Linked DNA regions of Homo sapiens: region 2 is linked to region 1. A link is a contact called in ENCODE Hi-C or POLR2A ChIA-PET data. All regions are on one chromosome and are shown on one strand. The core of a region is the stretch at or near the end of the contact, and the rest is flanking DNA. Distances in the headings are between cores, read along the strand shown.

Region 1 (5,099 bases), core at 758-3,257:
ACTACCTGGGCATGGTGGTGGGTACCTGTAGTCCCAGCTACTCGGGAGGCTGAAGCAGGAGAATGGTATTAACCCAGGAGGCGGAGCTTGCAGTGAGCAGGGATTGCGCCACTGCACTCCAGCCTGGGCGACAGAGTGAGATTCCATCTCAAAAAAAAAAAAAAGAAAAGAAAAGAAGAAAAAAAATATTCTCTCTGCAAACTGGGCACTGATAATCACTCCATCTCGTCTTCGATGTGTCCATTCATTGCTGACTCCACAGGCTCAAATCATCCTGTTAAAATTATTAAAATCCCAAAGAAATCTGGAAAACTCAAAAGAAATGTCTAAGTGTTTAGAAAAGTAGCATTTACATAATTATTATACATTGTATATAAATTCTGATAGTAGATAATTAGGGTTTCCAAGATAGGAGAAGAAAATATTGACAATTCTCTTTTATTCATATTTGACAGGATTTGGATAAAGCTCCTATTGTCGTTTTTTTCATAACCTAGAACTCTTCTAAAAGAATTTTCCTCAAATTTAAAAGTGAACTTTTCTAAATAACTCAAATGTGTCCATTCTACTCCCAAAGGATTTTCTTTTCCTGCAGTATAAGACTATGAAAGAAGCCGAGCACGGTGGCTCACACCTGTAATCCCAGCACTTTGGGAGGATGAGGCGGGAGGATCGCTTAAGGCTGGGGTTCAAGACCAGCATGGCCAAAATGGCAAAACCCCATCTCTACAAAAAATATAAAAATTAGCCGGGTGCAGTGGTGCACGCCTGTAGTCCTAGCTACTCAGGAGGCTGAGGCTGGAGAATCACTTGGGCCCAGGAGGTGGAGGTTGCAGTGAGCCATGATTGAGCCACTGTACTCCAGCCTGGGCCACAGGAGTGAAAACCTGTCTTAAAAAAAAAACAAAACCAAGACTATGAAGGAAGGCTGTTCACATAGGCAAACTCTTTTAATATTGATAAGACCAGTCCAAATTGTTCACCCTAAGCAAAACTAAGACGCAATACAAGTAAAAAGCCTTCCAAGTGTTATTTTATTTTAAATTATGATGTCTTAGTGTTATAAACCTTAAAGGGTTATCTATCTACTTTCAAGTATTCAACAGACAGAAGAAACTGAAATGATCATCAATAGCTCCCATTTGTATAGTACCTAAGGCCAAAGTGCATTTTATGGATAAAACATTGAATCTGACCCACATAAAGAGTAATTCCGCCTTATTAAAGAAAAGTTTTTTCTTCCCTTATTCCACAATCTAGGCTTGGCTATATGAGCTCTGCACGGTGGGGAAAAAAGGAGTAAGAAAGTGAAACATCCTAATCACTGTTCCACCAGGTCATGAAATGCACCCTACAGTACTATGTTCAGTTATCTATTTGTTGGGTGCTCAACAAACTTTAATACAAATCCTGGGAGAATAAACCACCCAAAGTCAAAGCTTGGATGGCTACAGAGAAATAGGACTGGGATAAAAGACAGCAGTTAAGTTTGAAAGGAAACAAAAGCATGCAAATCCCAAAGGCACAAATACTCGAACCTTCCCGCAAACTGTGATAATGGGTCAGGCACACTGCTGAGTAATAGCTGTCCTTTCTCGGCTTCAGGACAATCCACGAGAGTGGCAGAATCCTGCAGGTGGACTGATGAATCTTGGCCTTCTCCTCCAGCATGCTGGAGGAGATTCGAGTCTCCACAGGCCAATGCTGCAATAAACCACTCTTCCTTCCCTCTCTCCTTAAAGAGGCCATTTATTATTTGCCGAAGATCTGATTAGCCCTGCTCTTTAAGTTAAAGTGGGCACTTCATTCTACAGTGCAAAGGGTTGCAAGAACAGTTAGATCCCAAGTTTACTTAGGGAGTGGGGCATTAAAAGCAGTGACAGCAGAAGGTCAGAATCAGTAACTCTACTGGCAAAACATTTCTTCCTGTCAGCACTGGGCCTAGACACAGACACCTCCCTCTTCTATCCAAATGCCAAAAAGCAGAACTGAGATGATTTCAATGTGTAGAGCTGGAAGAGGAGAGGGTTCCCTTAGAGAAAATGCTCATAGCAACCAACCAACCTCATTCACCCAAAATAGTAAACAGTTGGTTTCTCTGCTCAGAACCAAAAGGCTTCTGCCAGACAAGCAGTATCACATGACTAGGTTCCCTCTTCTCTCTCTTGCCCTCCCTCCCTTCTTGTACAAAGCCTGCACCCAAAATGGAACAAGGAGCTATAACACAACATTATTTTACTGGACACATTCATCTTTAAAATGTTTGAAGATAAAAGATACCAAAAAGCAGAGGGGGGAGGTACCAAAGGAAAAACTCAGGAAGAATTTACTTTGAAAAAAGTCCTATCACAGTACTGATGTGGGAACCATAAACGTAATGGTTAACTGGCAAGTGTACTCAATGAATGAAAAAACAAATGGACACTTCTCACCAATTTGTAAACACTTTGCTGACAAAATATTTAAAAGAAGATACAGTTCAATACATATTTGACCTTTCCTTTAGAAAGACAATATAGGCTCTTAAGATGCTGGCTAGAGTCAGAGATAATATATTGGCACAATAGTGACAACCCACCAAAATTTGGGATTCAAACCCTTATCTTGTTGACCTCAGCTTACCTCACCATTTGATTTTACTCCTTGTATGTCACAGTCCCATCATTCACATCATTAGGAAGGAAATCAGGACAGCTACACTAACAGGCAACTGAAAAATCTACCCAGCTGATTATGAAAACAAAGGCCACCATGACACTGGCATTTCCACCTAAACAGAAGGGGGAAGATATTAAGGCTGACAGCACAGCTGGAACCAGATGTGCCACCATATTCTTCTCCCTACAAGGTTCCTCACACTTGAAAGCTAAGCGAGGCATGCAGTATAGAGACACAAAAATGAAAACCTCTATGCTGATCAATCTGTTCCACTAGGAAACTAGATAAAGTATAAGAATCAAAAGTGTCACAATCATCTGCCATGACCTCTACTCACAGGGCCAACAGGGGCACTTTGAGAGTAAAATCACTGATGCTCGTCCATCCCTTGCACTGTAAACTGCTCAATAAATATTTATAAAGTGGAAAGAAAAGGAAAAGGAAAATGAAAGAGGAAAAATTTACATGAGAAATCCTTAATTTAAGCAACAATTTTTCCAGCAAGAGCATGTGGAGATTGTTACTTGGCTACTGTCAGAATACAAATACCAGCAATAAATGATTTGTCATCAAGGATGAGGAGCAACTGGAACTCCCAGACATTACTGAGGAGGATGGAAAACGATAATGCTATGTAGAAAAACAGTTTGGGAGTTTCTTATAAATTTACACTTACCATAAAACCCAGTAATCCTATTCCTGAGTATTTATCTAAGAGAAGTGAAAACATACATCCACATAAAGAACTGTACATTGTCTTTGGATAATAGTGTTTAGGTCTCAGTTCTGTGCCTGATGTAAATTGTCTACCTTGTTTCACCTAAGAAGCGTGTCTTTGGAAATGTGAATTTAGAGTTGCCTAGCTAACAACTCTTCAGGGGAATGAAGCAGGTAATTGAAATTGATAGTCTAAAGTGGGAGAGAGAAACTATTTGAAAACTGGTAAATGAAAGATCTTAGATTTCTGTGTGTCTCTATGCCTATATGGTTTATATGTGTCACGTGTATGTGGTATTTCACTACCAAATTATATTAAAGAGCTCTTATCTATTGGCTTAGAGAAAAGTGCTTTTCTATTGTCTCTGAAATAAAAATAAACTCAAATGCCTTTTAGTTCATCTGACTTTAGTAATAAAGGGAGATATTATTATTTTATATTAATTGTAATTAACATGTCATTAAAACTACTAGGTTAAAAAAAAGAGCTATATGTGAATATTCGTAGCAGCTTTATTTGTGATTGCCAAAAAGTGTTCTTCAACTTGTGAATGGAATAAAAAATTATATACAGGCCAGATGCGGTGGCTCATGCCTGTAATCCCAACAGTTTGGGAGGCCAAGGTAGGAGGATCACTTGAACCCAAGGAGTTCAAGACCAACCAGGGCAATATAGTGAGACCTCTTCTCTACAAAAACCTTAAAAAATTAGCCAGGTATACTGGTGTGCACCTGTAATCCCAGCTACTCAGGAGGCTAAGGTAGGAGCATCACTCGAGCCCAGGGGGCGAAGGCTGCAGTGAGCCGAGATCATGCCACTGCACTCCAGCCTGGGTAACAGAGCCAGACTCTGTCTAAAAAAAAAAAAAAAATTATGGTACACCCCTTTAACAGAATACTACTTCAGCAATTTTTAAAAACCCAATAAACTATTGTTACAGGAAACAACACTGATGAACCTCAAAAGCACTATTATGCTAAAAGAAGCCAGAAGGCTTCAAGGCAAAACAACAGGCAGAAATCAGATCAGTGATTGCCAAGGGCTGGGAAACAGGGAAGGAGACTCTACAAAGAGGCATAATGGAATTTTGGGAGGTGATGGAAATAATCTATATGTCTTGATAAAAGGTGGTGGTTTACCTTTTAGCAAAACTCACTGAACTGTACCCCTAAAAAAGTGACTATTACTGCATATAAACTGATCTCAACTTTTTTTTTTTTAAAAAAGCAGATTACAAGATATTATGCATAGTTAAGAGTACAGGCTTGGCAAAGCACAGTAGCTCACGCCTGTAATCCCAGCACTTTGGGAGGCTGAGGTGAGAGGATTGCTTGAGCCCAGGAGTTCAAGACCAGCCTGGGCAATACAGTGAGACCCCGTCTCTACTAAAAATAAAAATTAAATAAATACTTTAAAAAGTACACCGTCTCGAGATCACAGTGAAACCCTGTCTCTACTAAAAAAAAATACAAAAAAAATTAGCCAGGTGTGGTGGCGGGCGCCTGTAGTCCCAGCTACTCGGGAGGCTGAGGCAGGACGATCACTTGAACCTGGGAGGTGGAGGTTGCAGTGAGCCGAGATTGCGCCACTGCACTCCAGCCTGGGCCACAGAGCAAGACTCCGTCTCAAAAAAAAAAAAAGTACACTGTCTGGGCTGGGTGTGGGGGCTCACACCTGATATCCCAGCACTTTGGGAGGCCGAGGTGAATGGAACACTTGAGGT
Region 2 (5,099 bases), core at 1,841-4,340, 230 kb after region 1:
GACGGGTGGATCACCTGAGGTCAGGAGTTCGAGACCAGCCTGGTCACCATGGTGAAACCCCATTTCTACTGAAAATACAAAAATTAGCTGGGTTTGGTGGCGGGTGCCTGTAACCTCCACTCACTGCAACCTCCGCCTCCTGGGCTCAAGCAATCCTCCTACCTCAGCCTCCCGAGTAGCTGGAATTACAGGTGCGCACCACCACACTCAGCTAATTTTTCTATTTTTAGTAGAGACAGGTTTTGCCAAGTTGCCCAGGCTGGTCTCAAACTCCTGACCTCATGTGATCTACCTGCCTCGACCTCCCATAATCTCTCATTAACCTTTAAGCCTTTCTTCTATAAGCATTTAAGGCCATACCTTTCCCTTTAAGTATGACCTTAAGGCATCTCACAAGTTTTGATATGAGGCATGTTCATTATCACTTAATTCTAAATAATTTAAATATCCATCATGATTTCTCCTTCCACCCATGAGTTATTGAGAGAAGTGTTTCTAAAGTCTCAAGCATGTTTTTTTTTTTTGTTTTTTTTTTTTGAGACGGAGTCTTGCACTGTCACCCAGGCTGGAAATGCAGTGGCACGATCTCGGCTCACTGTAACCTCTGCCTCCGGGGTTCAAGCGATTCTCCTGCTTCAGCCTCCCAAGTAGCTGGGATTACAGGCGCCTGCCACCACGCCCAGCTAATTTTTTGTATTTTTAGTAGAGATGGGGTTTCACCATGTTGGTAAGGCTGGTCTTGAACTCCTGACCTCAGGTGATCCACCCGCCTCAGCCTCCCAAAGTGCTGGGATTACAGGTGTCAGCGATGGCACCCGGCCCAAACTGAGATTTTTTATATGCTGGATTTGGTTGAAGACTTCACTTCAACCCTCATGTTTTTGCCCTAATGTTTGCATCTTTTGGTCCCCTTTCTTCTGCCACCCTCATCTTCCTTCTCCTTTAGTTTTCTCGCCCTTTCCTTCCCCCATCCTTAACTTGCCATCTGCGCCATGGAAAGGGCTCAGTCCAGGTGAAGCAATGGCTGGCCCCTGGCCCTGAGGCTTCGGTGAGATTCGGACCAGGTGTCACCATGAAGCCTTTCATTGTTGCATCTTGAAAACTGACCCAATCACAGCCTACCAGATCAACGAGAGATGTCAGAATTTACCAATGTCAGAGCCATAAAAATGTTTTTTTCGAAATGAGTAATTCACCTGTTACACTAAATATGGGCCTCCAGATGTCACAGTATCACAGTGCAACAGTTAAGTCTTTGTTTTTTATTTTATTTTTATTTATTTATGTATTTTTTTTTGAGACAGAGTCTCGCTCTGTCGCCTAGGCTAGAGTACAGTGGCGTGATCTTGGCTCACTGCAACCTCCGTCTCCCAGACTCAAGCAATTCTGCCTCAGCCTCTGGAGTAGCTGGGATTACAGGCGTGTGCCACCATGCCTGGCTAATTTTTGTATTTTTAGTACAGTCGAGGCTTTACCATGTTGGCCAGGCTGGTCTCAGACTCCTCACCTCAGGTAATCCGCCTGCCTCGGCCTCCCAAAGTGTTGGGATTACAGGCGTGAGCCACCGCGCCTGGCCAATTAAGTCTTGTTTTAAACATGCCATTGGTATGACCGTAACCATCATTTTTTTTTTTTTTTGGTATGCAATGGTAGGGATTTTTTTTATTGTAAACTTGCTTCATGAATTACGCCTAAATCCCTTAGGTGAGGGCCACAGGGAAGTTTCCCTCTTTTAGGAAACCTAATATCATATAAATCAAGACTTCTAGCCACGCCAAGGTAAACCATTAGGGATGCTTGATTTTGCAAATGTGTTAAAGATATGGGCTTGGGAAGAAAATACTTTCCCAGCTGGGCACAGTGGCTCACGCCTATAATTTCAGCACTTTGGGAGGCCAAGGTGGGTAGATCACCTGAGGTCAGGAGTTCGAGACCAGCCTGGCCAACACGGTGAAACCCTTGTCTCTACCAAAAATACAAAACTTAGCCAGGCATGGTGGCACGCACCTGTAATCTCAGGTACTCGGAAGGTTGAGTCAGGAGAATAGCTTGAGCCCAGAAGGTGGAGGTTGCAGGGTGGCAGTGAGCTGAGACCACACCACTGTACTCCAGCCTGGGCATCAGAGACTCTGTCTCAAAAAAAAAAAAAAAAAAAAAAAAAAAAAAAATATATATATATATATATATATGTATGTATGTATCTATCTATATATATGTATGTATCTATATATATGTATGTATCTATATATATATATGTATGTATCTATATATATGTATGTATCTATATATATATATGTATGTATCTATATATATACTTTCCATTTTTTTTCCTACTCGTGTGAAAGAGACCGTGAAAGTGAAAGGAAAAGAAGATGGTCCAATCGCAAGATAAGCAGGCCCTGTAGACAAAGCAGACAGTTCAGCTACTAATGCAGTGTGGAAGGAGAGCCCTAGAGGCCAAGCACTAGTAATAAACTCAACACTTTCTGAAATTGCTAGGATCTGAATGAGGAATAATTGTGAGTGAAGAAGCCAGTGTGCTGGCTGTTCAGAGATAAGTGATTTTTTCTTTTTTCTTTTTTTTTTTTTTTTGAGATGGAGTCTCGCTCTGTTGCCCAGGCTGGAGTGCAATGGCACAATCTCGGCTTACCGCAACTTCTGCCTCCCAGGTTCAAGCGATTCTCCTGCCTCAGCCTCCCGAGTAGCTGAGATTACAAACATGCGCCACCACGCCCAGCTAATTTTTTGTATTTTTAGTAGGGTCGGGGGGTTTCTCCATATTTGTCAGGCTGGTCTTGAACTCCGGGCCTCAGGTGGTTCACCCGCCTCGGCCTCGCAAAGTGCTGGGACTACAGGCGTGAGCCACCGCGCCTGGCTGCTAAGTGATTTGTAAGCTAAGACATACTCTTAAATTCCTTCAAAGCAAGGGAAGCAGTGACTGTTTTAAGAACAAATACTGTCTTTGAAATTTGAAATACAGGATAGACAGGGGCTCCTTAAACCTAGTAATCCTTTTGTCTCTTTTGGTCCATCTCAACCACAAACCAAGCAAACATGCACATGCTTGTCAAAAACAAGTCAATTATTTTGAAAATCAATTAAATTATTCATACCCTTTGAAATTTCAAAGGAAAGTCGAGAGAGAGAGAGAGAGAGAGAGAGAGAGAGTCAGTTAGAAGTCACGGGTATTGAAGTGCTTATTAGTTAAATCGGGTTCTTTGTCTCTCTACTTTGCTAATGGCTGATCTTTTGACTTTTCTGATGATTAGCCCTGGCTATCAAGTGAGATTCCATGGGGCTTGGTTTGTTCATACTCTTCTGAGTGACATTTTCCCCATTCTAATAGCCTAAAAGCATAATGAGGTAAATGAATCACAAGTGATAATGAGTTTTTTAAAAATCTAGGCAGGAACAAAACTGGCTCATTACCATGAAGAAGTAGCATTCTGATGAGGACAGGAAATCACTGAGGAACAGGAGAGAATGCATAAACTACCACTTATGTGTATTGCTAATGATATGCCAGACACAATTCTAAACACTTACATGACGGTCTCATTTAATACCAATGCAAAAATTCTACAGATGAAGAAATGGGGACTCAGAGAGATTAAGTAGTTTGCTTAAGGTCACACAACTAGGAAATGACCAAATTGGCATTTAAATGAGACAGGCTGGCTGAAGCCTGGACTGCCTCTGCCTTTTTTTTTTTTTTTTTTTTTTTTGAATCAGGGTCTCACTCTGTCACCCAGGTGATCACGGCTCACTGCAGGCTCGAACTCCCAGGCTCAGGTGATCCTCCCACTTTGGCCTCCCAAGTAGCTGGGACTACAGGAGGGCCACAATGCCTGGCTAATTTTTTTTTTTTTTTTTGAGATGGGGTTTTGCTATGTTGCCCGGTCTGGTCTCGAACTCCTGGGGTCAAGTGATCTGTCCACCTCGGCCTCCCAAATTGCTAGGATTACAGACATGAGCCACCGTGTGCAGCCTGCCTCTGTCCTTCTGAAAAAAAGGTAATGGCAAAGGCATGGGGGAAAAGTTAAACATGTTAAAGAAAAGGCTGTAGATATTTCCATATGCATGTCGATTCATGTAGTAGCTTCCTAGCACTTCGGTAACAACCATAACCCAGCGGCGTTGGTGGTACAGTAGCGAGCATAGCTGCCTTCCAAATAATCATAACTTTGGTGGGATTTTTTGTTGTTTTTTTTCTGAAACAGGGTTTCGCTCTTGTAGCCCAGGCTGGAGTGCAGTGGTGTGATCTCGGCTCACTGCAACCTCCTCCTCCCAGGTTCAAGCGATTCTCCTGCCTCAGCCAGTCGAGTAGCTGGGATCACAGCTGCCTGCCACCACACTCAGCTAATTTTTGTATTTTTAGTAGAGATGGGGTTTCACCATGTTAGCCAGGATGGTCTCGAACGACTGGCTTCAGGTGATCCACCCTGTTGGGGTGATCAGACCCAACACCAGGCTGTGGGGGCAACGAAGTCCGGGGGAGTCAAAGGAATGAGACAAGACAAGTTAAGAGTGAAAGTGGGACCGCAGGCCAACGCTAGTATGGAGGCTGCGAAGGCCCTGAGCGCTGGGAGCCCGAGCTGTTTATTGGTGATCAAAGAAGCAGGTGGTGAGGATGTGGGGGTTGAAAGGAAGCAGTGCATCAAGCGCATGATCTATGGCCGTGACGGTTTAGCATTTTGTTTGAAGCATATGGAACATGTTCTGCTACTTGAGATAATGGGAGTGATAGAAGCAAGGAGCCTGCAAGTCTAGACACATTCCAGAGGTCACGAGGGTTTTTATGCCCTGAGCCCTGGATTCCATCCAAGCCACGAGAGCTTTTATGCCCTGGGTTTAGATTGTGGTGTGGCGGGGCAGCCTTCCACCCTTTAGCACAGAGCTTGGTGTTCCAAAGGCCACGAGGGGTTTTAGACCCTGGACCCCAGACATGTTCCAAGACTCTTTTACATTATGTCAGACATGCAAGCCCTGCCTCAGCTTTTTTCCCAACACTCAGCTTTTACCCAACATACCCGCCTCGGCCTCGGCCTCCCAAAAGTGCTGGGATTACAGGTGGGACCCACCGTGCCCAGCCCCACTTC

The links. A loop is a pair of places that touch in the nucleus more often than their neighbours do. ChIA-PET counts read pairs that join two places held with the same protein, here RNA polymerase II (POLR2A). Pooled maps may share reads with other maps.
Region 2: a pooled map shows a loop between it and region 1 (2.2-fold over the local background). The contact joins two enhancer-like sites. A Hi-C loop is called at or near these places in 1 of 50 pooled maps. POLR2A ChIA-PET finds 5 or more read pairs at or near these places in 2 of 52 experiments (GM12878 and WTC11).

The regions. Positions count from the first base shown.
Region 1 is chr22:40,490,449-40,495,547 of GRCh38, forward strand. The region is part of intron 3 of MRTFA (myocardin related transcription factor A); the gene reads right to left. Among named protein-coding and RNA genes, the nearest start is that of MRTFA-AS1, 29 kb to the right of the region's middle. Within about 2 kb of position 2,008, at least 7 of the 41 ENCODE cell types and tissues checked have a DNase peak (open chromatin) inside an H3K27ac peak, as active enhancers do.
Region 2 is chr22:40,724,306-40,729,404 of GRCh38, forward strand. No RefSeq gene overlaps it. Among named protein-coding and RNA genes, the nearest start is that of MCHR1, 47 kb to the left of the region's middle. RefSeq lists enhancers at 3,716-4,440, 4,441-5,099, 4,492-4,571, 4,642-4,691. Within about 2 kb of position 3,091, at least 6 of the 41 ENCODE cell types and tissues checked have a DNase peak (open chromatin) inside an H3K27ac peak, as active enhancers do.